6 separate regions of the Homo sapiens genome follow, and regions 1, 2, 3, 4 and 5 are each linked to region 6. A link is an interaction called in ENCODE POLR2A ChIA-PET data of the cell type or tissue named here. Cell type or tissue: MCF 10A. All regions are shown on one strand.

Region 1 (4,000 bases), 250 kb before region 6:
GTTATTTCAATATTTTAGCAACTAATACTTCTTTGTGTATACTGAATCAGTCCTACTTGGACTTGCTATTGCTGAGATAATATAGTGTATGCCTGTAGCAGCTACTACCTCCAGAAAGCTTACATCTTCTTTTCTGCTCCATAACAAACTGGCAGACCAAAACCATAATTAGAGATATCAAGGAAGTTACAAGAATGGTGGGTTCAAGTCTTGGCAGTACCACCCGTTAGCTGAGTATCACTATGGATTATCTGTGAAATCGTTCTATCTAAATATTCTCATAGGGTGTTGCAAGGATCAAATGAAACGATGGGCCAGGCATGGTGGCTCACTCCTGTAATCCCAGAACTTTGGGGGCCAAGGTGGGAGGATCACTTGAGCCCAGGAATTTGAGACCAGCCTGAACAACATGGTGAAACCTCATATTTACAAAAAATACAAAGATTAGCCAGGCGTGGTAGTGCATGCCAGTAGTCCCAGGTACTCGGGAGGCCGAGGCGGGAGGATCACCTGAGCCCAGGAGGTTGAGGCTGCAGTAACCCGTGAGTGCACCACTCGTACTCCAGCCTGGGCGAAAGCGTGAGACCCTGCCTCAAAAAAGAAAAAAGAAATAACATCAAGTAACTTTGTAAACTCAACACAGTGATAAAACATGAAACACTATACGCAATCTTACACATTCCAACAAGCCATTCTAATTTTAACACATACATTTTAACAAGCATAAAGTACAGCTAGGACACAAACATTGAAGCCTTCAGGGATCCAACAGCTTGGGCATAAGGCTGGAAACTCGATTGTTGAAAAGACTCTACTAAACCCACTGATAGCGTAGCCTGTGGTCCTATCAGATGGTTAGGATAGAAAGGAATGAGGGCAGCCACTCCTCCAGAATCAGCCGTGACCATTAAAACAACAACGCCGGCCAGGCCACTCTGCACTAGGAATTAATTAATTCACCTTAAATTAATTCATTTAAGGTGAAATGAGGGAAGCATAAAGTTCTTCACTGCAGCACTGCTTTTAACGGCGAAGGATTAGAAATTATCTGAATACCCAGACTGGTTAAATAAATCATAGTTCATCCTCGAAACTGAGTATTATGCAGAGATTAAAAATAATAAGGAAGCTCTTTATTTACAAGATTGAACAGGCATTAAAACATACCAAGAGAAAAAGAGCAAGGTGCAAAAGAATCTACATGGCAAATGGGTAAAAAAAATCTATGTACATATTTGCTTGTAAATGTATAGGTAGCTCTGAAAGATTCACAGTAAGCTGGTAAAACAATGGTTGCCTCCAGGAAGAATAGGATGCCCAGAGATCAAGGGTGGGAGGCTGACTTTCATTCCATCTTTGTAGTTTTAATATTTGTACCATGTGACTGTACTACCTATTCAAAAATAAATTAAAAATGAAATTTTAAAAATGGAGGTCAGTCCATGGACACGAGGGTCACTGAAAATCTTGCAGAGAAAATGATGGAGATAGTGAGGTTAAAAAAAAAAAATCAGCGCCCACAAGTCATGAAGCAAACCTTGTAATTGCATAAAACAAGCTCACACATGCTCTCTTTATGTGGGCAGTTGCTGGCAAAGAGTCAAAGATTGATTTTTACAGCCCGTTCCAGAGGCATGACAACACATCAGTAAAGCAAGCTCACAAACACGTACCTACTGTGCGCCAGGCACTGTGCTGGCAACTGGGGCATTACAATGAAGAGTGAATGTAAGGCAGAGGGCAAACTACATGGAAGAAAAGAGGTGCAACAGCTGAAAAGGTAGATAAGCTTTCCTAGGGAGTCCCACAGTCAAGTGAGCTGCAGCATAAAATGAATGACATCAGAGACAGGAACTCTAACCTTCCCTATGAACATCCATGGCACTGACAGCATTCAGGGGAACCTTTCAGCTATGAAAATACATCCAACAAGAACTCCTCACCCTTCGTCTATCCTCCTTTCAGAAAGGACTGAATCTGTCCTTTCTAGGGGAGTCCCAATATTCAGACTGAAAGCACTGTAAAGTGCTGTTTATAAATAGCTGCAGGGTCCAAATGCTTTAGTCCTGGATGCTGTGGGCACTCCTCAACCTGCCTGGGGCAATCACTTCCTACCGGGAGGAGCTGGGTTCACCCAAGCAGAGTGAGTCAGTGGCCTGAGTCAGGCACCTCGCCTTTCATCTAATCTAAAGCAATGAATGAGGGGTGTGGCGGTAACCAGGACTCCTTATTCAGAAACATGACGCAGGGGTTGGTGAGAAACATGGGGAACACACAGCTGCTTCTGGATTTGTGGCCACAGGCAAATCCGAGCCTAGTTTCTAATGGAGAAATGTTTATCATCTGAGCAACTCAGGATGGTACCTCTCTATGATGAGAAAGAGATCTGGACAAGTTTGATGGGACACGAACCGACGTACTTAAGCTTCTGGTGGCATTTTATAAAAACAGACACATTAGCTAGCTGGACCTCTGCTTAGGGGTGAGGGCGGGATGGGGTTCTAGTGGGAAATGAAGCAGAAACAACTCAGGACAAGAAGGGAATTGTAGGCACAGCTCTGTCTGTAGCTGGCTGCAGGACTATGACAAATCCTAGGTCTCCATTTCTTGTTCTATGAAATGAGGATGGTGGTCTACCTTTCCAGGCCATTCCCCAAGTTCCTTCCCAACTTCTACAAGTGGAAAATAGTTTCAATTGTAAAGAAATTCACAAAAACATTGGGTATTACTAGAATGTGTCTACTCTCGTTCACAGATGAAAACACCTGTGTCTTATGCACTGAGGTTTGATTTTTTTTTTTTTTTTTTTTTTTTTTTTTTTTTTTTAAAGAGACAGCGTCTCCACTCTGTTACCCAGGCTGGAGTGCAGTGACACAATCATAGCTCACTCTCACCTTGAGTTCCTAGGCTCAGGCCTTCCTCCCACCTCAGCCTTCCAAAGTGCTGGGATCACTGGCATGAGCCACCATGCCTGAGTTTAGATTTATTTTAAAGCATATTTTTAAGAGTTACAAGTGTCAGGCTCTGTTAAAGCTCTAGGCAAACACAGATAAATCAGACCCAAACCCCTGCCTTCAGTGGCCTCACAGTTCAGGACCCTCAGTAAGCTTTTATTCTGACAGCTAATAGATAGATAATATTTATTAGTTTCTATTCTGATAGCTCCCAAATAACTTATTAGAAATCTCATCATGAAAACATCAGTAAGAAAAAAGAGAGCCTATTAAACTCAACAGGATGAGAGCAACGGAGAAATTAGTCATTACCAACTCAAGAATCTAGAGCTGCTCCCAGGTAATAGATTAACATGGGTCTAAAGGAAGCAGGGTGGGGAGAAGGGATTAGTGAACAAGGAAAGTATTTGCAAGACAAGCTAAAGATGGCCTTAATACAGAGGACAGCTGTTAGTCCAATTGGTGTTCCCTGAACAAACAGGCACTTCCTTTCAAACTTCAAGCCACAAATCAAGCCTCAGCTTCAATCAGAACACAGAATGCAACTGAAACCACTCTTGGTTTCATCTTAAAGCTACCAAGAGTTAAGGAGTACTAACAACATATAAATGACAAATAAGCTAATATAGCCAGGCATTTTATTAGTTGCAATTTTCTGTTACTCAATTAAAAACTTAAATTACTTGGTTTCTCAAAGGCTGTTGGTGCCAGGTATACAACTGCTGAATTCAACTCATAGCAGTCCTTAACCGGATTGGAAAAACACATAATAAGCTAAGAGACTAAATTTCAACTTGTACCATAAATATGTTAAACTTTAAATTTCATTGCCACTAATACACATTAGAATATAGTACTAAATGATACAGCACAATCATATATTGAGTTAAAGTTTGTTTAGCTTATCAATACTTTATGGCCTCATAATATGAAACAACATCATTTCCGGGCAAGAAATGATGTGAATATACTTAACAATACTGAATCATACACTTTAAAATGGTTAAAATAAATTTTATGTTATGTATATTTTACCACAATTTTTT
Region 2 (4,000 bases), 260 kb before region 6:
GGTCATGAGGTCATGAAACCACAGGGAGCTAGAGGCAATGAGAGGATGGTACAGAGTGCTGTGGGCACCAGCACCTGCTGGAGAGGAAGGGAGGATGTCACTAAGAGATGACAGCGGGACTGGAGGTGGCCAGGTAAGGAACACAGCATATGCAAAGGCTGCAAGGGAAGGAGCCAGAGAAAAGGGAGAAGAGGGACACAATGGGTGACAAGAAGGGGTCGAGGATCAGCAGCCTGGTCAGCAGCGCTAAAGGACGAAGGGTCAGAGACCCTCTGAACCCCAGGCTTCTGTAGCCTGCTGTGTCCTGCAGGGTACAGCTGCTTTTGGGTGTCCTGTGGTTTAAAAAGCTGTGGAGGTTGTCCCATTTACATGCCCAGTCCCTCAGAGTGGGTTGGCTTCCCTCAGCCTCTATCTGCCACTTGTTCTCCACTCTCTGTAACTAATACGTGTGGGACAAAGAATAGGCATTTAACTCGAATTTGTTGGCTGGTTACAGGGGCTGTGGTGACAAAATTTCACAAATGCCCACACCAAGCTCTTGCAGAAGAGGTCCTCGTGTCTTACATGCGGCGGCTACTGCAGATGACAGCAGACCACATGGCAGGATGGGGGCAGCAGGCTGGTTTGGGGAAAAAGGACAACAGATTCGAAAAGAGACCTGCAAACGACAAGAGAAATGTACCCACAGAGAATAACGTTAGCTGTTGCACCGCCTCTGGGCGAGCTCAGCCTGCACATGGTCCTGGCACTGTCCTTCCTCCACCTCAGGTGGTCCCACAGGGGATGGAGGAAGCAGGAGTGTTCCACCGCCCCTTGCAAATCCCCTGGGCAGCCGTGGGAGGAAGAGCTGACACCCAGCAGCAGAGGGCGCCCCTGCTCCAGTTGCGCCCGGTCTCCTGGGACCCACCGCGATAAGGTGGCAGAACCCATCACCGAAAGGTAAGGTAAAGCTACACCTTGATGAGAGAACACAGTAACCCCAACCACATTCAGCAACTGGAGGCGCCTTCATCCTCAAGGTAAAGCTGCCCTCCCTGGTTTGGGAAACAAGCAAAGGCTCTTAATTCGCCTGGAACCAGCCTTAAAGGCAGGAGATCACAGCCCATTAGCTGAGGCTGTGCCTAGCAGGAACAATAAATAAGGTAAATAGAGCTGTGTCCAAACAATGACAGCAGAGAACAACCTATCTACTTCCTAATCTAGGTCATTTAGGGTCTGGGTGCTGGTCTAAGCTGTTCAGGACATGGTTGGCTCCTGAGCTAGCAGAGTGGGTACAGGTCCAGGAGGGACAGTCTACACCTAGGAGGACCCTCAGCCCACACAAAATCCAATTTATGCTCAAATTCCAGCTTTCTTCCCTTTCCCTCCAAGGCCCTTAAATGCCAAAAACTGGGCCCAGGCCACCCAGATGGTTCAGTGTGAAAAGCAGGTACTCTCTGGGCACTACCAGGATGCTCACAGCAACTCCTAGGACCAGGGCAGCTGCAGCACTCATTACTGACCATCCCAGTACGTTTGAAGGAGGAAAGAGCTATGTGACAACTCGACCTTCAGAGCCACAGGGACCAAGGGATATGAGTTAGGGCCTTTGTAGGGAGGTGATAGAAATTAACAGAGCAGAGCCTGAGAGGTCTATTCCCATATGCGGTCAAGGCAAGAAAAACTAAACAAAGGGCAAGAATCTGGGTGTGAACTAAGATCATTTCAAAACCGGCCAGTGGACAATGACCTCCACTGAATTTTAAAGCTGCACCGAAATAAAAACTGCCTTGGGATTTCAGCATATCAGAAACCCACACTTAAAAGGCAAAACTCAAAACCACAAAATCATCTTTAACGATAAGAAATAAACACTGAGATACTAAAATGGAATGTAAAAATCTAACGATATAAGTATAACAGTAACTGGGAATATGATATAAATTCAGGTCTTTGGAGTCTAATCAGAGCTCTGGGCACAGAGACTCAGGACTCACTATCATGCTATGAACACAAGGTTATTTCAAAATTCTTCAAGTAAGCCACATCCGTTTCATATATTCAAGTTCTCCCCCAAAGAGAGCTGGTATACTTTTGCATAAATACTTCAAATCAAAAGTTCTAAACACTGGGACACTTTTAAAACTCCAAGAACAATGGCAGCTTTGCTTCACTGTCTTTGGCAATAATTCATTTCCTCAAGGATTAAAGATTCTGCCCCTAGCTATGCAAGCTGGTCAGAGGAAACATGAAATATTGCACCATTAGAACAAGAACACTATTATTGCTTAATTTAAAACACAGCCTGCTTAGTTTGTCCAAATTAAGACCTAAAAAGTTAGAAAGTAGCATTATGTGGCAATTGTGTCACCTTTACATTTAACCCATTTTCAAACTCAGAATTTAATTTTTGCTAAAGTAATAAGTACAAATGATAGGAAATCAAAAAATAAAAGACTTAACGGTAGAAAGCAACAGATTCCAAACTCATCCCAAGCCCCACACTCCGGACAAACCTCTTACTTTTCATTCTGGATTTACTTCTCCATAATTCTGGATTATTATATATGTATTGATTTATCAGCTTTAGGCAATAACTGTTGGCCCCATAATATGAAAAGGAAAGAACAAACTGCCACCTCCCATCCTATGTTTAATAACTAGATTTAGTTCCTCTATTTGCTACTCTGAGTTTTAAAGATTTAAACCTCTATTTTCCCTTCAACTTTTGACAGAAATCTTGATTCCCTAGTTAGTGAGACAAAGCTATGAGCATTTGGATTCTTCCTTCCAAACTTTCCTCTTAGTTTCTCCATGTCTTGCTATCTACCAGCTACACCTTTACACTTACAGGACCTATTACCACTTACATTTTGACTTTTAACCACAATTCAGTCATCTATTCTTTTACATAGCCAAATAAGTATTACTCAGTGCTGAACCAAACTGTATTCTGATTTTCCTTTTTCTGTCTGGGAGCAGTATCAGAAGCCCTCAGCCTCAAAAGAAACTGTTCCTAGCATTAAGGTCAAACAGACTTGCTATTCTTACATTCTATCAATTGCTTTGTGTACTTCACATTTGGACCATGACTCTTGCTTTCCTTGGCTTTTCTCATTGCCTTTCTTTTTTCTTCTATTGTTCACCTTTATCCAAGCCTCAATCTTCTCTAAGCTCCCAAGCCATACCCGCGTTAAATCAGGATCTCATCTTGGCTCACACTCCCTTCTCAGAGCCCCTGGACCTTTCTGCAGCAATGTAGACCTGATGTTCTGCCGGGCCTGCTACACAGGATCATGCTGGAACAGCCCTTCATGGCTATCCTGGGGTAACTGGATTTGATCTGGGATCTGATGTTCCCCCTTGTTTGAATTACTTTCTTAAATACTGTCCTAATAGCATATGACAGGTAAACTGAGTGTGACTCTGCATATACAAAAATGTCTTTATGCTGCTCTCACTCTTGATAGTTTGGGTGTAAAACTCCAGGTTGAAAAACATTTTCTTCAGAACCTTGATGGCACTGCTGTAATTAATTCTAGTATCCAGTGTTGCCAGTGGAAATTCTGGTGTTAGTCTGACTCTCAAAAGGGTAACTTCTTTTTTTTGAGACAGTCTCTCTCTGTTGCCCAGGCTGGAGTGCAGTGGCATGATCTCTACCTACTGCAACCTTTGCCTCCCGGGTTCAAGTGCTTCTCATGCCTCAGCCACCCAAGTAGCTGGGATTACAGGCATGTGCCATCACGCCTGGCTACTTTTTGTACTTTTATTAGAGATGGGGTTTTGCCATGTTGACCAGGCTGGTCTTGAACTCCTGGCCTCAAGGGATCCGCCTACCTTGAGGCCCCAGCTACCTCAGTCTCCCAAAGTGCGTGAACCACCGTGCTCCACCACGTTCTCTACTTTACCCAAGGCATTCTCAACAGCATGATGGTGAGCCTATGTGGGACCTCTTTCACTCCACAGACTTAGGACATGAATTTCCTGGAAACTCTTTTTATTGTGTGTGGATCGTTTCATT
Region 3 (4,000 bases), 230 kb before region 6:
TTCAGAACCCCTAAGCTTCCTTCCAGATATAAAGTTATTTGATTCCAGAGTTGTACCCAAGCCCAGAAAGGGAAGATGGGCACCGGGGGCTGAGACTACGTCCACTTCCCACTGCTGCAGTACGTAATCTTTACCATCCTCCCAGGAGCCAGCGGGGGTGCTACACAGATCCCCAGATCCCATGCTATGGCTCCTAGGCTCACCCCCGGAGCAGGTAAGCAGCCTTCCCACCATCCTACCGAAAGAGTTAAATATATCCAAGATTCCCTTACTATCCTTGAAGAAATAAACCTGCCGCTATCAATTCACAAGTGACTTCACACGTGTACTGCACACTTCCATTTGACCCCCACACCCCTGTCAAGTTGCTTTCAGAAAGATCTCTATTCCACAGTCATCCTTCTCTGTCCAGCCTCATAACAACCAACCACCTCAGCAAGTCCCGAGTACCCACTGCAGTGTAGGTCAGCCTGTATTTCTGGGGTTAGGTTCTAAAGTCTGCCTTTAGGGCAAAAGCCAGGTGAAATTTACAAACACTCATGAAAATCCCTTAGCTGGAACCCCCCGCCTTTGAAAAATCAAAAACCAAGAATTAACGTCTTGTGCGTTTCTTTGCTAAGCTTACAGATTCCGTTTCCTCAGAGGCAGAAGACACCAAGGCCTGAGCAAGGAAGGGCAAAGGGTTAAAGAAAGGGATTTCTCCCTCTCTCCACCCTCAGCAGGAAGAGTTGATGTCACAGGTTAAACTGAGTGTATAATATCAGTCTCTATTGTATTTGCAAGGCATATGCTAGGTGCTAGCAGGCAAAGAAATGAATGTAAGACCCCTGCCCTCACATAACCTACAATCCAGTTGGGAGAGATTAGATCATGTCCTAAAGATAGTGGATCACAGTTTAGCACAAAACATCAGAATTGTCAGACACAATGTGCTACAGACATCCAAAGGAGTTAAAGACATTGCTTTAGTGTAGGATGGGGAAATTTTAAACTGGTTCTTAAGCTATGATTATATTCTTAAAATGGGCTGATTCAGCACTAAATCAGTGTTTCAGGCACAATTGACCCTGTCATCTAAGCTTACAACAGTATTTTCTGTTTTGTCTCACTGTCCCTCTTGAAAATACCAAATAATTCACTGGCCTCACTGTCCACAGTAATATGTTGAGCCGAGGTCTTCAGGAAACCATGCGCCATAATTCTGGTACTATTTGGTTATGAAAGCTTAAATTAAATCTCAATATATTGTTATGCTAAGAGAGTCTATATAACTGAGAACACAGAATAACCACTTCTTTATAATAAAGGAATCCTTTTATATAAGCATTTATCCTGACTTCCCCAACAAATTATTTATACCATATAAATACTTTGACCCTTTTTTTCCCCAACCCTGTCATTACTTGGTCTCACACCAGCCTGTGTTAAAATTAAACTTGCCTATTTCTGCTTTCTTGCAGAGTCCTAAGACTTCCTGTAAGTCTCGCTGCCCGTTTTGGCTTTTTCTCTACTCTTAGCATTCAAGGTGACCCAGCAATCCCTGGAAGATGGCCCTGGGCCACATGGCACTCCGAGTGAATAAATGCAAGGAAGCAAGTGCTTAGGTACACATCCTGAATACAGCTCTGATTCTTGGCTAGCTACAGCCACACTTCACTGGGCTTTTTCAGAAGGGAATGGGGTGGAGGCAGGCAAAGAAGGACGGACCCAGAACTTGTTCCAAGGCCAGCTGGAATAGAGTCAATAGTAAGAGTCCAGGCACCAATATTTAAATAGATAGCCCTGACCTATGCATATGGGAAGCAGTTTGATAAATCAACACAATATAGTACACTTCCAAAATTCAGATGCTTGCCGATTTCTCTAGGTCTGAAGAACATTTCTGGCTTTTCCATTTAAAAATGGCATGAGCATGGGTCAGAGATTCAAATCCACATTCTGTTAAGATTCTGCTCAAGCTGAACTTTCAGCTTCAGTTTCTTCATCTGTAAAAAGAGGCAGTTGGACTAGATGATCTCTAGTTCAGAAAATATGATTTTAAGAGATGGAACATGACAAGTCTGAGAAAAGTCAAGAACAAACCTAGTAAGGGTCAGAACAGAACAGACCGCGGGCCTGGAGCATTTCTGGAAGACAGTGGTGGTCAGAGAGAGAGACCCCATAAAGAAGAAAATGAGGGTTGGCAGAAATCCAAAATGACTTCATGAGACTATCTCTTATAGATCTCCTTCTTCTAGGTTCTTCCCTGTGATCATATATAGATCCATCTCTTCCCAGAAGAGCTAAGAGTGATGATTCATAGGCTGGATATACCCACAGTCATCATCACATACCTTCCACCTCTGGGAATGACTCAATCTTAACTACCTAAGAGAAATTAAAGAGTCCAAGGTGCTCAGACCCTGACCTCAGTCACTCGGCGGACCAACTTGGCTGACCATTGAGTAATCTTTTGGAGTCCGAAACTTCTTTAATATACAGCCTGAAAACCTGGATGAAGTTTATGGTATCTACTTCAATTTTATAGTCTCCAAAGCTTTAGGAACACCCGACATGTTTTGGGGCTCTCTGACACAATATTATTCTGCAAAAGTCATAACTGGAGTTTAAAATGTGACTGAATAGTTAAAGGCACTATAGAAAATTTGAACTACAAACATTTATGATAGGTCTTCTATGATCGTGCTTTTATCTGACCGTCCCATGCATCTGATATTTTACTTCTCCTTCCTCAAAGTCCTCTGTTCATTAAACTCACTTTTGTTATAAGTCTAATTAAGACCTATTAAAGTTAAGTTGCTTTGAACATGGGTTTCATAAATATGACTGAGTTTAAAATATCATTACCCAAAAACAACCACCTTTGGCTTTACTCTCAGGCAATCTTAGAATCACAGAATGTTTAAGACACCTTGTAAGGTACCTGACACACAGTAGGTACACAATTACTGCTTTTTAAATGATCATTAACAGCTACCATTTAGTCAGCAAGTACCCATGCCAGACAGGCATTAAGCACTTTGCATATTATCTCTTAATCCTCATAATAACCCCAGTAAGCAGTAATATCTCCATTTTACAGATAAAGAAATTAAAGCTCAAAGTAAATTAACAGCTGCTAATAAAAGGCCGAGAAGGAATCTCAGCTTAGGTCTCTCTCCCACCAGGTCCCTGAAAGACCCCCACTGAGTTTTTCCATAGAGTTTAGGAAGCTGGTCCAGAAGTTTTCTCAGTCTTACTGGCTCTGCCATTTACACCCACATTCTTTACTGTCAAAGGTTGACAACTGACCTGTGCTATGGCCTGTGTGTGCTGGTTCTCCTGGGAAGACCAATGCTATTCCTGAAGCTGGAATAAAGCTTTACAAAAGCATGGAGGTGGGCAGCACGTGACATAAACCACAGCCTCTTTAAAGTGTGGTCACTGCCTTTGGACTCTAGGAAACATACAGTCTCCTTATACGGGGCCTCTCCCCTCTGTCAGCTGCTAAGAAGAGCTTTCCTAGAAGGCATCAGACCCCATTGCAGGCTTATCCTTACCTCGGGAGGAGTTGCCTCAGCTCTAATACCAGAGAAGCCCAGCAGCAGTAACAAGTTTTAGCAAGCATGCTGCTAACCTTCACGACACAGATTCCTGGCAAAGTCACGTTTCGCAAATCTCCACTGCCAGGATATTTCTTGTCCCAGTACTTTCCCTTCACACTTTTTGCTTGAACAAGTATTTCAAGGAAGCCACCGGTTTCAGTGGGGCTCTGGTGCAGAGAGAGAATGCCCAGGAGAATGAATTCCCTCTGCTGGCCCACAATCATTTCTGCACTAACAAGCTCAAATTCTACACACCAAGTATTCCGAGACAATAAACGTCATCTATTAACTGAGTTAACAGGAACCTTTCATTTCAGATTTACAGCTTAACAACAATTATTTCTGAGAGAAAGCAGAGTATAAGCAGCTGGCCAGGCATATAGCCTCAGACCACCCTCCTAGAGCCTCCCCACCCC
Region 4 (4,000 bases), 250 kb before region 6:
TCCAGTATTCTCACTGCCAACTTTAATCCAGTTTGTGATCAACCCTTTCATTTGTGTTTTGCTTCAAGGTGGCCACTTTCACTGTCTGCTCTGAGCTCCTGCAAACTCCTAAAACAAAGGCCTGAGTCACCATCACATCATACCTGAACAACTATAGTATCATTCTAACTGGTTTGCTTCTACTCTTGTTCCACCCGAGCCCGTCCTCCACATCTGTTCTTTGCAACTGCTGTTCTTTGCACATCTCAGGTCATATCACATCATTCCTCTGCTTACAGCCCTCCAGTGGGTTCCGATGGGCAATGGAATGAAATTTGAATTCCTGCCACATTCTACAAGGCCCATGGTGAGTGGCCCTTTCTCTGCCTCTCCAGCTGCACCCTCTAAGGTGTGCACTCCTGCCACACTGACTCCGTTTCTGTCCTTTGAACATAGCAGCCTCATTTCCATCTCAGAGTAACCGCAGTCGCTTCCTTTGGTTCCGAACACTCTTGACTCAGATCTTCGCTGGTTGCATCCTTCACATTCCTCAGGGCTAACTCCACCATCCTCTTCTCTCTCTTTTTTTTTTTTTTTTTTTTTGGAGAGGAAGTTTCACTCTCATTGCCCAGGCTGGAGTGCAGTGGCATGATTTCGGCTCACTACAACCTCTGCCTCCCGGGTTCAAGCAATTCTCCCGCCTCAGCCTCCCAGGTAGCCTGGATTACAGGCATGTGCCACCATGCCGGGCTAATTTTGTATTTTTAGTAGAGACGGGGTTTCTCCATGCTGGTCAGGCTGGTCTCAAACTCCCAACCTCCCAAAGTGCTGGGATTATAGGCGTGAACCACCACACCCAGCCAACCATCCCCTTTCTCACAGAGGCCCTTCCTTGAACAGCCTAGCTACCAGCTTTCTCTAAATCACCCCTACATTCACCTGATGTAATAATCTTCACAATCTTCATCAGTACCTGAGATCGTGAAAGTCAGCTGTCCCATCTTTCCTCCCCTAGAATGCTGTTAGCTCCATGGGCACAGGGACTCTTCTTCTGTTCCCTGAATACAACATCTGGAGCAGTAGCTGGTATATCCTTGGCATTCAATAAATGGGATGAATACAACCTTAGGTACCTTAGGTAGATATTATTCATGCATCCCAATATTTTTCTTCGCCAAAAAAGTAGCAAACGAACTACTCATATTTGTAGGACATTCTATAATTACAAAATCCTTCACATATACTTTTATTCAAATATCTCAGCAATTGGGGGGTAAGTATCTTCATTCTAGAAAATAAAAATCTGAGGCCCAGACATTCCCTGACATGGGTAGGGCTTCCAGCCCAGTGCCCTTCCCACTGTGCAGCATTCTTCCCACCACAATTGGGAGCCCTCCTCCTCCATCTAGCCACACCCTGGCCATCCACCAGGAGCTGCCCCTCCTCCTTTCACTTCCCAGGCACACAAGGACTTTGACGCCTGTGCTCACATTTTCCTGCCACCTTGCCCCCAACCCCATAAACACTGTCAATTACCAAGCTCCAGCTCCAGGCCTTACCTACGATTTTGCCTTCAAGACCCCTAACTCAAGTTTCATCATCTCCAAGGGCAAGTACTTCTCCCAATTTCACTTTACTAGGCTATAAACTCCTTGAGGGCAGGAAGCAGATCCTGCTTTTTTTTGTAACCTTAAGGGTGTTTGGAGAAGAAAAACCAAACCCTATTTTTAAATTATACTTACTGGATAATCCAGTTGGGCAAGTGTGAGCTAAAATTCACAGTGGAACAAATCCAGCCCGGAATTTTCATGTTTACACAGAAAGTTGGTTAAAAGGCTGAGGCTCTCTTTTGACTATAAACTACAACTCCACATTCAAAAGACTAGATTTCTAATAACCTTCTAAGAAATCACAAACATAGCCTACTTTCAAAGGAGGCAAACAAGCTATTATTAATAATGCCCCAACAGCTATCATCTCCTATGCTCTCATATTAGGTACTCTGCCTAATAACATGAGACACTATAAGAGACAATAATATAAGAGACACTATTGCCATTACCCATTTTACAAATGTGGACACAAATTGAGAAGACAAGTAACTTGTCCAAGGTCACACAGCTGGTAAGTGACAAACCAGGAGTTGTGCCTAGCACTCCTGGGCTCCCAGATCTTGCTCTAAACCACTACTCCAAGAGTCTCCTTTCTGCTTGATTTGATGACATCACTACACCCCAGTTTACTCATTAAAAAAAATCTATTACAAGAGCATGGTCAGTTATAATTAACGTCTATTAAGTACTTTGAGATCTGTGCTAAAGGCAAAATTAAAGGCAAAGAATACCTGTTACCTTTAACTGGAGCACAAGACCAGCAATTTTATCCTGGCCTTCCCAAAATTTCACAAGATGCCTTCTTTCCTGCCTCCTTGAAAGAGCATGCTAGAACTAAACCCATTTTCTAGTGAATATGATGCTCATGTGACATTTGCGCCTGAGGGTTCTAGTTCTTAACCTGACTCAGTTAAGTCCAGACTGAGTGTCTGGACTTTACTATGGGTGTGTCTCATTAAGAGCAAGGGAGCTCATGCAGTAAAGGAACATCCAAAGCAGAACGTGTTTTTAACATCCACAACTTTCAACTCCTTCAGCTCAAAGTCTTTACCACGTACCGGGGGAAAAAATGTGAAATCACAACCCTCAATTTCAACTATTTAAAGGGAATATGCTAATAAGAGCGGTCAGATCAGGAAAATGGAGGAGGAGACAGGAAAAGAATTCTGGAATTCTGGTTCTATCCCTAGGATCTATTTTTGGTGTGACCTTGGTCCACCAACACTTGCTTCTTACCTCCCAACATAAGAATTTCAATAACCTCAAGGAAAAAAGAATAACATTAGCAACAACATAAAAATCACAAAAGCAACTGGCCTGCATTTAAAATGATCAAGAATTCCACTTCAACAGAAATTTGTAAGTACAGAAATAAATATATAACTAGCTCATTTTAAAATAAAATTGGGGCTGGGTGTGGTGACTCACACCTGTAATCGTAGCACTTTGGTAGGCTGAGATGGGCGAATCACTTGAGATCAGGAGTTCGAGGCCAGCCTAGTCAACATGGTAAAACCTCGTCTCTACTAAAAATACAAAAATTAGCTGGGCATAGTGGTGGACGCCTGCAATCCCAGCTACTTGGGAGGCTGAGGCATGAGAATAGCTTGAACCTGGGAGGCGGAGATCACACCACTGCACTCCAGTCTGGACGACAGAGTGAGACTCCATCTCACAAAATAAAAAATAAATAAATAAAAATAAAAATAAAATTTGGCTAGGCGTGGTGCCTCACACCTATAATCCCAGCACTTTGGGAGGCTCAGGCAGGGAGATCACTTGAGGTCAGGAGTTTGAGACCAACCTGGCCCACATGGCGAAACCCCATCTCTACTAAAAATACAAAAATTAGCCGGGCACGGTGGTGCACACCTGTAATCCCAGCTACTTCAGAGGCCAAGGCACAAGAATCGCTTGGACCTGGGTGGTGGAGGTTGCACTAAGCCAAGATTGCGCCACTGCACTCCAGCCTGGGCAACAGAGTGAGACTCTGTCTCAAAAAAATTAAAAATAAAATTAAATTAGGTGAAAAGTTTTCAGCTGACCAAGCAATTCATACCACTAAGACATCTCTTAAAGAGCCACAATAAAACACTGTCTACTGCAGCAAGGAAAAATGAAAGTCCAAGTTCTGATAATTGTCTCCAGGCAATCCTGTTCTTTCAGTTTCACAAGGCAGCTGCCAGATCTTGTCAAATGTGGCATTTAATCATTTCCTGTGCTTCTGAATTACCAGATACCCGACTTATCAGTTGCCAAATGACATTTGTGATTTGGAGTCCAATCTCTAGTGAGTTTTCCTTTCAAGAAACCAAGTCTAGGAAACTGTACACACTTGGATTGTGAGCTCACCATTTCCATCCCTGACCTTTGCACAGTGCTCGGCACATAGTAGATGCTTAGTAAAT
Region 5 (4,000 bases), 52 kb before region 6:
ACAGCCAGTGACCCTGTAGTGCAAACATGATCAAGTCCCACACACCTTTCCCATCTATAAACCTTTGAATGCCTTCCCATTGCTCTAGGAAAAAGACGAAATTCTTAATGGGGCTTGCCTTTCTCTCTCTGGTGCTTGCCTGTCTCTCTCTGGTGCTTGCCTGTCTGTCTCTGGTGCTTCTCTAGCCTCATTTTGCAGCCACTTTGCCCCCTCTACAGTCACGCCCCCTTTGTCTTTCAGTTCCGTGATTGTATCATGTTCCCTCCAGTCTCAGCACCTTTACGCGCATGCATTCCTCCTGCCTAGAATATCGTTCCTGCTCAGCCCTTCATCTAGTTTAACCCCTAATACTCTTCAACCCCCAACACGAATATTATTTGCTCAAAGCAACAGTCCGGGTCTTTCTGTCTCCCTGCCATTCTCTTCTAGCCTCATTACTCCCCTGTTTATTCATGTGCTGAATGAGGCTAACACCTCTCCTGTCACTCTCTAGATTTTCTGCAAATATTAAATGAGGTATATGGGATGGCAGATGCAGAATGTATGTCTATTCCAACTTTCTAGTGTACCTTCCTGTACCGAAGAGACTAGTAAGCTAAAACCTAGTTTCCATACTCCCTTGCAACTACGTCTCCTAGGTGGTTTGGGTTCTACCAATCAAATATCCTTGAACAGGGCTGAAATGTAGATAGCTGAGAAGGGAGAGGGGCAGGGATGAAGTATGCATTCTGCTAGTATAGATCAGAGCTACAGTCACATGGCTATGGAGCCAACAGCACTGATCTCCAACTCAAAACAAAGGTAATGCATTCTTGGACCCAACATTTCTGGCAGTGGCTTCCTGATTGTGGCATAGGCAGATGCTGTAATGGCAGGCCAGTTCTGGAACACAGCTGTGGGAATCATCCTGGAGGTCCATGCTGAAGCCTCCTCCAGCCCTTCCAGCCATGTTGTAAGTACCTAATTCCTTATATCAGTCCTTTTCTGCTTAAACTACTTAAGTGATCTCCATTATCTGCACTTAACACTGCCCAGTAAATATGAGAAAGTGCTTCCAGAACCACAAACTGCTATGGAAATGTGACTTATGGTTACTCATCAGGGGCCCAGAGCTTCCAGCCAAGGAGGGGCCATGAAAAGAATCATCAGTCATGGAGTTTCAGGAAGAGCAGGCAAGTGGCCACACTCTAAGAACAGTCTCCCCAGAGTCAACAGCTTTTTGTTGTTGTTGTTGTTGTTGTTGTTGAGACAGAGTCTCACTCTGTCACCAGGCTGCAGTGCAGTGGCATGATCTCAGCTCACTGCAGCCTCCACCTCCCAGGTTCAAGCAATTCTCCTGCCTCAGCCTCCTGAGTATTTGGGACTACAGGTGTGTGCCACCACATGTGGCTAATTTTTTTGTATTTTTAGTAGAGACGGGGTTTCACCATGTTGGCCAGGATGGTCTTGATCTCCTGACCTCATGATCCGCCCACCTCAGCCTCCCAAACTGCTGAGATTACAGGCACGAGCCACTGCGCCCGGCCAACAGACATTTTTAAAAGAAAAGCTTTTGATAAATTAAATTTAACAGTTTTTGGAAGCAAAGAATGATTCATGAATTGGGCAGCACTTAACTAGAAGAGATTCAGAGAAATTCACTCTGCAGTGTGGGCAGTATTTATAAACAGAACAGGAAGTAAAGGACAGAAAGAGCTTTATTGGTTACATCTCAGCATTTGTCTTGTTTGGACATGGTCTGATCAATCAGCTTCCTGTGATTGGCTAAAGCATGGCTGCTTGTGATTGGCTGAGACTCCACTGTTATGCTCCTATTAGACTTCCAATTTGTTTACTTACTAAACTAGGTTGCAGTTTGTTAATTAAAGACTCAAAGTACAGACTCAGCCTCAAGCCAATAGCCTCCTGCTTATTTCATTTAATACCATTTTAATCCAGAATCTGCACTTGAAAACATGTGTCTCAGTATCATTTTAGAATGCAGCTCGCCTTCTATATCCTTGGTTTTCCCTACTTGGAAAACACACACAGCCTGGAGTTTGCCATCTGTGGCATTTGAGGAGGGTTTTCTAGAGTTAAGCATCCCCTAATACATATCCAGGAAGGGCTGAGACATTCCTTTATCAGGTAGGAATCTCATGAGTCATTCCAAATGGCCTGTAGGTACCTTTCTCACTTTGACAAGTATATCCTGTATCCTGGATAGTTGCTCATTCTGCAGTCATTCTCAACTCCAGGATGGAGTGAGAGAAAGGATGCAGGCTTTTGTTGTTGCTCACTCCCCTGACATTTTTCACTGCTCAGGGCAGACCATCTCAGCACCCACTAAAGCTAGAGCCGGCTGAGGCTATTGGGGTGAGTCCCAACAGGATGACAGCATGGAGGTCTTGCTTCTTCAGCACATTTTTTTCTCCAGCTGTCTACAAACTCTGGCTCAGCTAGCTACAAAGAGCTCAGCTGGAATGCCCCGGGTGTGGCATCCATGAGCTTGAATGGAAAACCTGAAGCTCCGAGGAAGTGGGGGTGAGACCCAACAAACATCACCTAAAGCAGCCTTGGGGCCTCTGATTATTTCCTGGCTCATTTTACCATCCCTTAAAGGCCTGTGGTGATCATCTGCCAGGAGGAAAGAGTGTCAGCTAAAGATGCTGGAGGGGAGGTGGAGGATTAGTAAGAGATTAAACCCACAGAGGCTGGAGACTCGGCTCAAGAGAAGTGGCTAGGGAGAGAAAGAATAAATCACCACCAGATAAAACTGGGTTTCTTTTTGGCCTGTGTGAAAATGAACTTGCATCCCTTCTGGGTGGGAAATGTACCTCTGATGTACCCGGAAGCTCACCTGTGTTCTGGGTGAGACTGGGTGCTCTGGGAGCTGTGTTTTGGCTATCCTTCCCCAGAAAAAACTCAGGGCCCAGCTGCCCAGGGAAAGGGTGGCTGAGTTGTAGGACTCCTCACATTGACCCTGTTTGCATCCAGAGCAGCTCCAGCCATATTTGTTTTACATGCTGGGCTTCTTGAATGATTTCAGTTAAAGAAAGTAATATATTAAACTAAAAACAACAGCAACTGGAAAGCCACCAGAGGGCTTCCAGGCTTCCTGATCCCCAGTCTAGTGCTTCATCCTTCTATCGACTTCATAAGGTTATACAAAGGTTTCTGTAAGGTCAAGGGGCAAAGCCTATAGCCAGTGCCTGCCCCCAGCATATTATTACCAATAGGTCTCCTAGGAAAGAGTCCTCCCAAAGAGAAAGAGAGTCAGGCCATAACCTGGATCAGTGACTGAGACCTGGAATCAGAGGATACAGTGCCCTGGACTCCCAGCTGCATTCTAGGAACACCAAATAAGATGGAAAGAGTGGTTGGCCTAAAAATTTGTAAGCCATTGGGAGCCAAGTCTCACTGCTCTGAACCCATGAAACAAAGAACAAAATAGAGGTGAAGATCAGGGGTTCCCCCCGACCCAGCTGAGAGGCCAACTTGGGTCAGCCTGCCGAGGGACTGCTGCAGCGTGAGTAGAACAGGCAAAGCGGCCTCAGCTCAGTGTGGCCCTGGTGCAACTGGGCTTGGACAGCCATCTGGGCAGCAAGTTCCCAGAGCTCTGGGAGCAGGGGGGCCTCAGGAGGAGCCCCCACCACCAGCCAGAGTCAGGGCAGAAGGAAGGGGACCCTGCGCAGGCCACACACGAGCCACCCCAGGGACTCTCGGAAACAAGGGTGACCTCAAGGGAGGTAGAGGGACCTGCCTCAGCAGGAGCCTAAGAAATATGATACTCATTGTCCCCTTTCCACAAAAGCCCTGATGGCTGTGGCCTGGCAATCGCAGGCTACAAACACAAGGTACAGGTGATGGCTTAAGAAAAGAATGTGAGAAATGACTCAAGGTTCATGCTGTGACAGCTCATATAGAGTTAGGTACCATCCTAATATGGAGGAAGAGAAGAACACTTTCCACTGGAGTAGTTACAGAAGCTGCTCAGAGGACGTCAGCCCTGGCTGGGCCT
Region 6 (4,000 bases):
CACACCTTCTTGGGGAGACTAGAAGGATCCTGCCTTTATTTAATATGTTGATATTCTGTTCATCATCAATATTTTTTTTTTACCAATTTTGATTGCCCTACAATAGTATTTATCTCATTTATTGAGTTTTTTTGGTATCCCCCTTAAATTTTGTGCCTAAAGTGAGTGTTTCACTTGCCTTACCCTCGTCCTGGCCCTGACTAGGCAGATAATCACCAGGCACGTGAGGAGGGGCGTTTCCCCAGAAAAAATTACAATAACTCATCCAGTCATTTGCTTATATTTTCACCATAGAACTGTAGGCCAGATGCATCAGCCATCTTCATATCTAAGTCTTAGGAGCCTTAATTACTCTAAGGGATACTCAGAAAACCCAAATTGCGTTACTAAGTAGTATTTGTCTGGAAGGTTCTTGGCCTTAGGGCAGGATTGTCTTACTGAGGCAAACAAGGTTTTAGGCCAGTGGTTATTCCTCCCCAGGCTGCACTTAGGAAACTTTTGAAAAAGTTGCCAAGGTTCTACCTCTAGAGATTCTGACTTAATTACTCTGAAGTGACACCTAGGCCGGCTTTTTTAAGAGTTTTATTAAGATATAATTTGCATACCATAAAATTCACCCTTGTAAGTGTAATGATTTTTTATTAAGATATATAGTTGTATAATCAGCAGCACAATCTAGAATATGTAGAACCTTCCCTTCTCCCCAACAAGTCTCCTAGTGCCAATGTGTAGTTAGCCCCCATCCTCACCCCAGCCCCAGGCAGCACTGGTCTGCTCCTAGTCTTTAAAGATTGCAAGCACCAGTATTTTTCAGAAAGTTTTCCAAGTGATTCTAGTGCGCAGACATGGCTAAGAACTACCATTCTAGGCCTGGTCCCATGGCTCACACCTGTAATCCTAGCACTTTGGGAGGCCGAGGTGGGCAGATCACTTGAGGTCAGGAGTTCAAGACCAGCCTGACCAACATGGTGAAACCCCATCTCTATTAAAGATACAAAAGTGGCCGGGCATGGTGGTGGGTGCCTGTAATCCCAGCTACGTGGGAGGCTGAGGCAGGAGAATCACTTGAATCTAGGAGACAGAGGTTGCAGTAAGCTGAAATCACGCCACTGCACTCCAGCCTGGGCAACAAGAGCGAAACGCCATCTCAAAATAAAAATAAAAATAAAAACAAAAACAAGAACTACCATTTTAGACACCATAGAGCTAAACTCTCTCCTTAGTCCTGCCTCACAAAATCTGGATATTTTCTGTTAGAAGTTTTTCTTCTGGAAAAATATATCTTTAATTTCATATAAAAAAGTATTGCAGGAAATAGAATAAGTTTTATGACAAATAGCCTGTAGTCAACTTTGCCAAAATATCATTAAGTGAAAGATGTCTGTACACATATCCACACGCCTATAAGTATGATATGCCTCATTTCTACACAGGCTCAGGATACAGAGTTCTTCTGTTTTACGGTAAAATTAAAAGCTCAGGGTGCTATCATCAAAGTCATAGTCATTTCCTTAAAAATTAACAAAGAAACATTTACCTCAGACTGGAAAATTACAAGGATTACAAAACTATCGTCTTTAGATGTTCAAAAGTTCCTCAGGGGAAAGTTCCAGAGAAGTACAACGTATCTTTATGATTACGTTGCACAAACATGGAGATGATAATGCAGTAGTGCTGGAAAAGCCTAGAACAAACAATCACTGACAAGTTATCAGGTGGAGTTGAGGTCCTTCTGCCATTTTAGGCATGCAGGGCAAGCAAGCACTTGCACAGAGGTGAGCCCGAGGAACAGGAATGAACTTGAAATAATTCACAAAAAATGCCAGCCCCAGAGGTCTAGAAACACGTGTGAGCAAACCACAGCCAGAGGCTGCGGGGTGAGTCAGGGCTTTCTCAACACAAGCAATGCTTCTGCCTTCACGGGCCGAAACAGAGAACCGCAGACACCAACAGCCATCAACGCAGCCAGTGCGTGGGAAATGTTTCGGGGTGCAGTTACAAGACTCCACCCAGACCGCTCCCTAAAATTGCAAAGCTTTAAAACAGTGGCCCTCAGCCAAGAAGGGGCCGTCTTAGGTTAGGCCACTGAAGTTCTCCAGCAACGAGGTAGTCGGCAGTCAAGAGAGAAGCTTCCGAGGGAAAGTAGCCCTTAACTATGGATAAGGAACGTTTGCATTTTAGTGAAGTGGATGGCCCAAAGCCATGCTTTCTCTGCCTTCAGGTTTGAAATTCTCAACATTTACAAAGATATTGGGGGCAAAAGTTATCTCCTCCTCTGATTATCAATGAGTAGTTTCTCTGAATTCATAGTCCACAGGAAAATCTCAAATGACTTTGACAAAATCACCTGAGAAGGGTGAATAAAGAAGGGTGACTGAAGACACGCCACAGCCCACACTCCCCCACACCAAGTCACTAGAAATGACAGAAAATAATTTTAAATAAGTGAATTGGAAACAGTGAAGGTAAATAAAGAAAGGCAGCATCTAGCCAGAAATAATGAGCCATTCCTGAAAGACAGAAGACAGATCAAATCAGAGTAATGAATACAAATCACATCCAGGAGAGGCAGTTGCATGGAGTGGGGATGACTCCTTAAATCAGATGAAGAGGATATTGGGAGCTTGTGCAGACCAGGGTGGTTCTGGGCCACGATCAGAGCTGGTGGGACATCACAGTAGGACCGTCAGGCAGGTGCTCTCATTCACACGCACACAAACACACATGCACACAAACACAAACACATGCACACACACACACATGCACATGCATGCCAAACAGTAGGCACAGCAAGCCCCAGAGGCGTCCATACCCAGTGTTTGCACAGAGAAAGAGAGCAATGTTTCTGGTGGTTGGCCTCACCCAGAAGGAGGGGAAGCATCTTGTCCAGAAGACTCCACTGACTCACCTGCCCGGCCCCATGTCCTGCCCTACTGCCAGACGCAGTGCATTCTCAGACACACCTTCTGGGCCTCTCAAATCAGAAAGGAATACACAATCATAAACCAGGAAAGATTTGAAGAAAACCCTTACTGTGACAGAGAGGATGAATTACAACTAAGAAAAGAACTAACCTTCAAAAATGAAAGTCATCAAAACCCAGCAGGTGGGCTGACCAGCAGATAGACACAGCATAAGATAGACTTAGCAAAGAGGTAGAGTAGAGAAACTCCTCCAGAAAAAATAACAGGATAAAGAGATTAAACGTATGACAAAAACATGGAGGGTACATCCAGAAGAAAGAGAATCTAAGAGAGGAACTCACTAAAGAAATGATAGAAGAAAATTTCCTATAGCTGAGGAAATGCACGTGTCCTTGAATGAAAGGACCAACCTGGACATATTATGGTAAAAGTTCATAATGCCTAAAAACAAAGTACCTAAAATTAACAAGAATCAAATTACTATCTGACTTCCTGTCAACAAACAAATTTCAAGAAGCAATGGAGGCAGTAACATCAGCAGAAATGACAGAGCAAGGACCTCTGGAAATCTTCCCCTCTATATAAATACCATAAGAACACCAAAAATTGTCAAAACCAACTTTTTCAGAACCTGGTAATTAACCAAAGGCTTGCAATAATCTGGGGAGTATTTATTTAAGAAAATGATTAAGGCCAGGCGTGGTGGCTCACACCTGTAATCCCAGCACTTTGGGAAGCTGAGGCGGGTGGATCATGAGGTCAGGAGTTCAAGACCAGCCTGGCCAATATGGTGAAACCCCATCTCTACTAAAAATACAAAAATTAGCCGGGTGTGGTGGCATGCACCTGTAGTCCCAGCTACTTGGGAGGCTGAGGGAGAAGAATTGTATGAACCCAGGAGGCAGAGGTTGCAGTGAGCCGAGATCGCACCACTGTATTCCAGCCTGAGCGACAGAGTGAGACTCCATCTCATAAAAAAAAAAAGGAAAAGAAAAGAAAGAAAATGGTTAAACCTCAGTAACAACAGCAAGCTTTGTGGCATTTTGACTTGCCTTAGTCTCATTCCTCTATCCCCA

What was found. Peaks named below come from ENCODE experiments on the same cell type or tissue, not always from the same donor. Only the 100,000 strongest peaks of a DNase experiment are listed, where the experiment ranks them.
Region 1: POLR2A ChIA-PET joins it to region 6 with 12 read pairs; 2 of 35 experiments call an interaction of 5 or more read pairs at or near these places.
Region 2: POLR2A ChIA-PET joins it to region 6 with 33 read pairs; 4 of 35 experiments call an interaction of 5 or more read pairs at or near these places.
Region 3: POLR2A ChIA-PET joins it to region 6 with 13 read pairs; 3 of 35 experiments call an interaction of 5 or more read pairs at or near these places.
Region 4: POLR2A ChIA-PET joins it to region 6 with 11 read pairs; 2 of 35 experiments call an interaction of 5 or more read pairs at or near these places.
Region 5: POLR2A ChIA-PET joins it to region 6 with 13 read pairs; 6 of 35 experiments call an interaction of 5 or more read pairs at or near these places.

What each region holds. Positions count from the first base shown.
Region 1 is chr2:172,440,386-172,444,385 of GRCh38, reverse strand. The region is part of intron 1 of ITGA6 (integrin subunit alpha 6); the gene reads right to left. Among named protein-coding and RNA genes, the nearest start is that of ITGA6, 15 kb to the right of the region's middle. In MCF 10A, no CTCF peak of the experiment used is centred here; DNase peaks (open chromatin) are centred at 1,625 and 2,185.
Region 2 is chr2:172,459,089-172,463,088 of GRCh38, reverse strand. All of the region lies in intron 1 of ITGA6 (integrin subunit alpha 6), which reads right to left. Among named protein-coding and RNA genes, the nearest start is that of ITGA6-AS1, 4.9 kb to the left of the region's middle. In MCF 10A, a CTCF peak has its summit at 879 (motif pointing right); DNase peaks (open chromatin) are centred at 898 and 2,178.
Region 3 is chr2:172,429,227-172,433,226 of GRCh38, reverse strand. The region is part of intron 1 of ITGA6 (integrin subunit alpha 6); the gene reads right to left. Among named protein-coding and RNA genes, the nearest start is that of ITGA6, 3.6 kb to the right of the region's middle. RefSeq lists an enhancer at 1,705-2,904. In MCF 10A, a CTCF peak has its summit at 3,764 (motif pointing left); DNase peaks (open chromatin) are centred at 2,346 and 3,646.
Region 4 is chr2:172,446,505-172,450,504 of GRCh38, reverse strand. All of the region lies in intron 1 of ITGA6 (integrin subunit alpha 6), which reads right to left. Among named protein-coding and RNA genes, the nearest start is that of ITGA6-AS1, 18 kb to the left of the region's middle. In MCF 10A, no CTCF peak of the experiment used is centred here; DNase peaks (open chromatin) are centred at 134 and 2,474.
Region 5 is chr2:172,247,244-172,251,243 of GRCh38, reverse strand. LOC107985960 (a long non-coding RNA gene) reads right to left here and starts at 818. Exons shown (of 6, transcript XR_001739773.3): 1 at 1-818. In MCF 10A, no CTCF peak of the experiment used is centred here; DNase peaks (open chromatin) are centred at 1,093 and 2,153.
Region 6 is chr2:172,194,914-172,198,913 of GRCh38, reverse strand. No RefSeq gene overlaps it. Among named protein-coding and RNA genes, the nearest start is that of DLX2-DT, 94 kb to the right of the region's middle. In MCF 10A, no CTCF peak of the experiment used is centred here; DNase peaks (open chromatin) are centred at 1,903 and 2,893.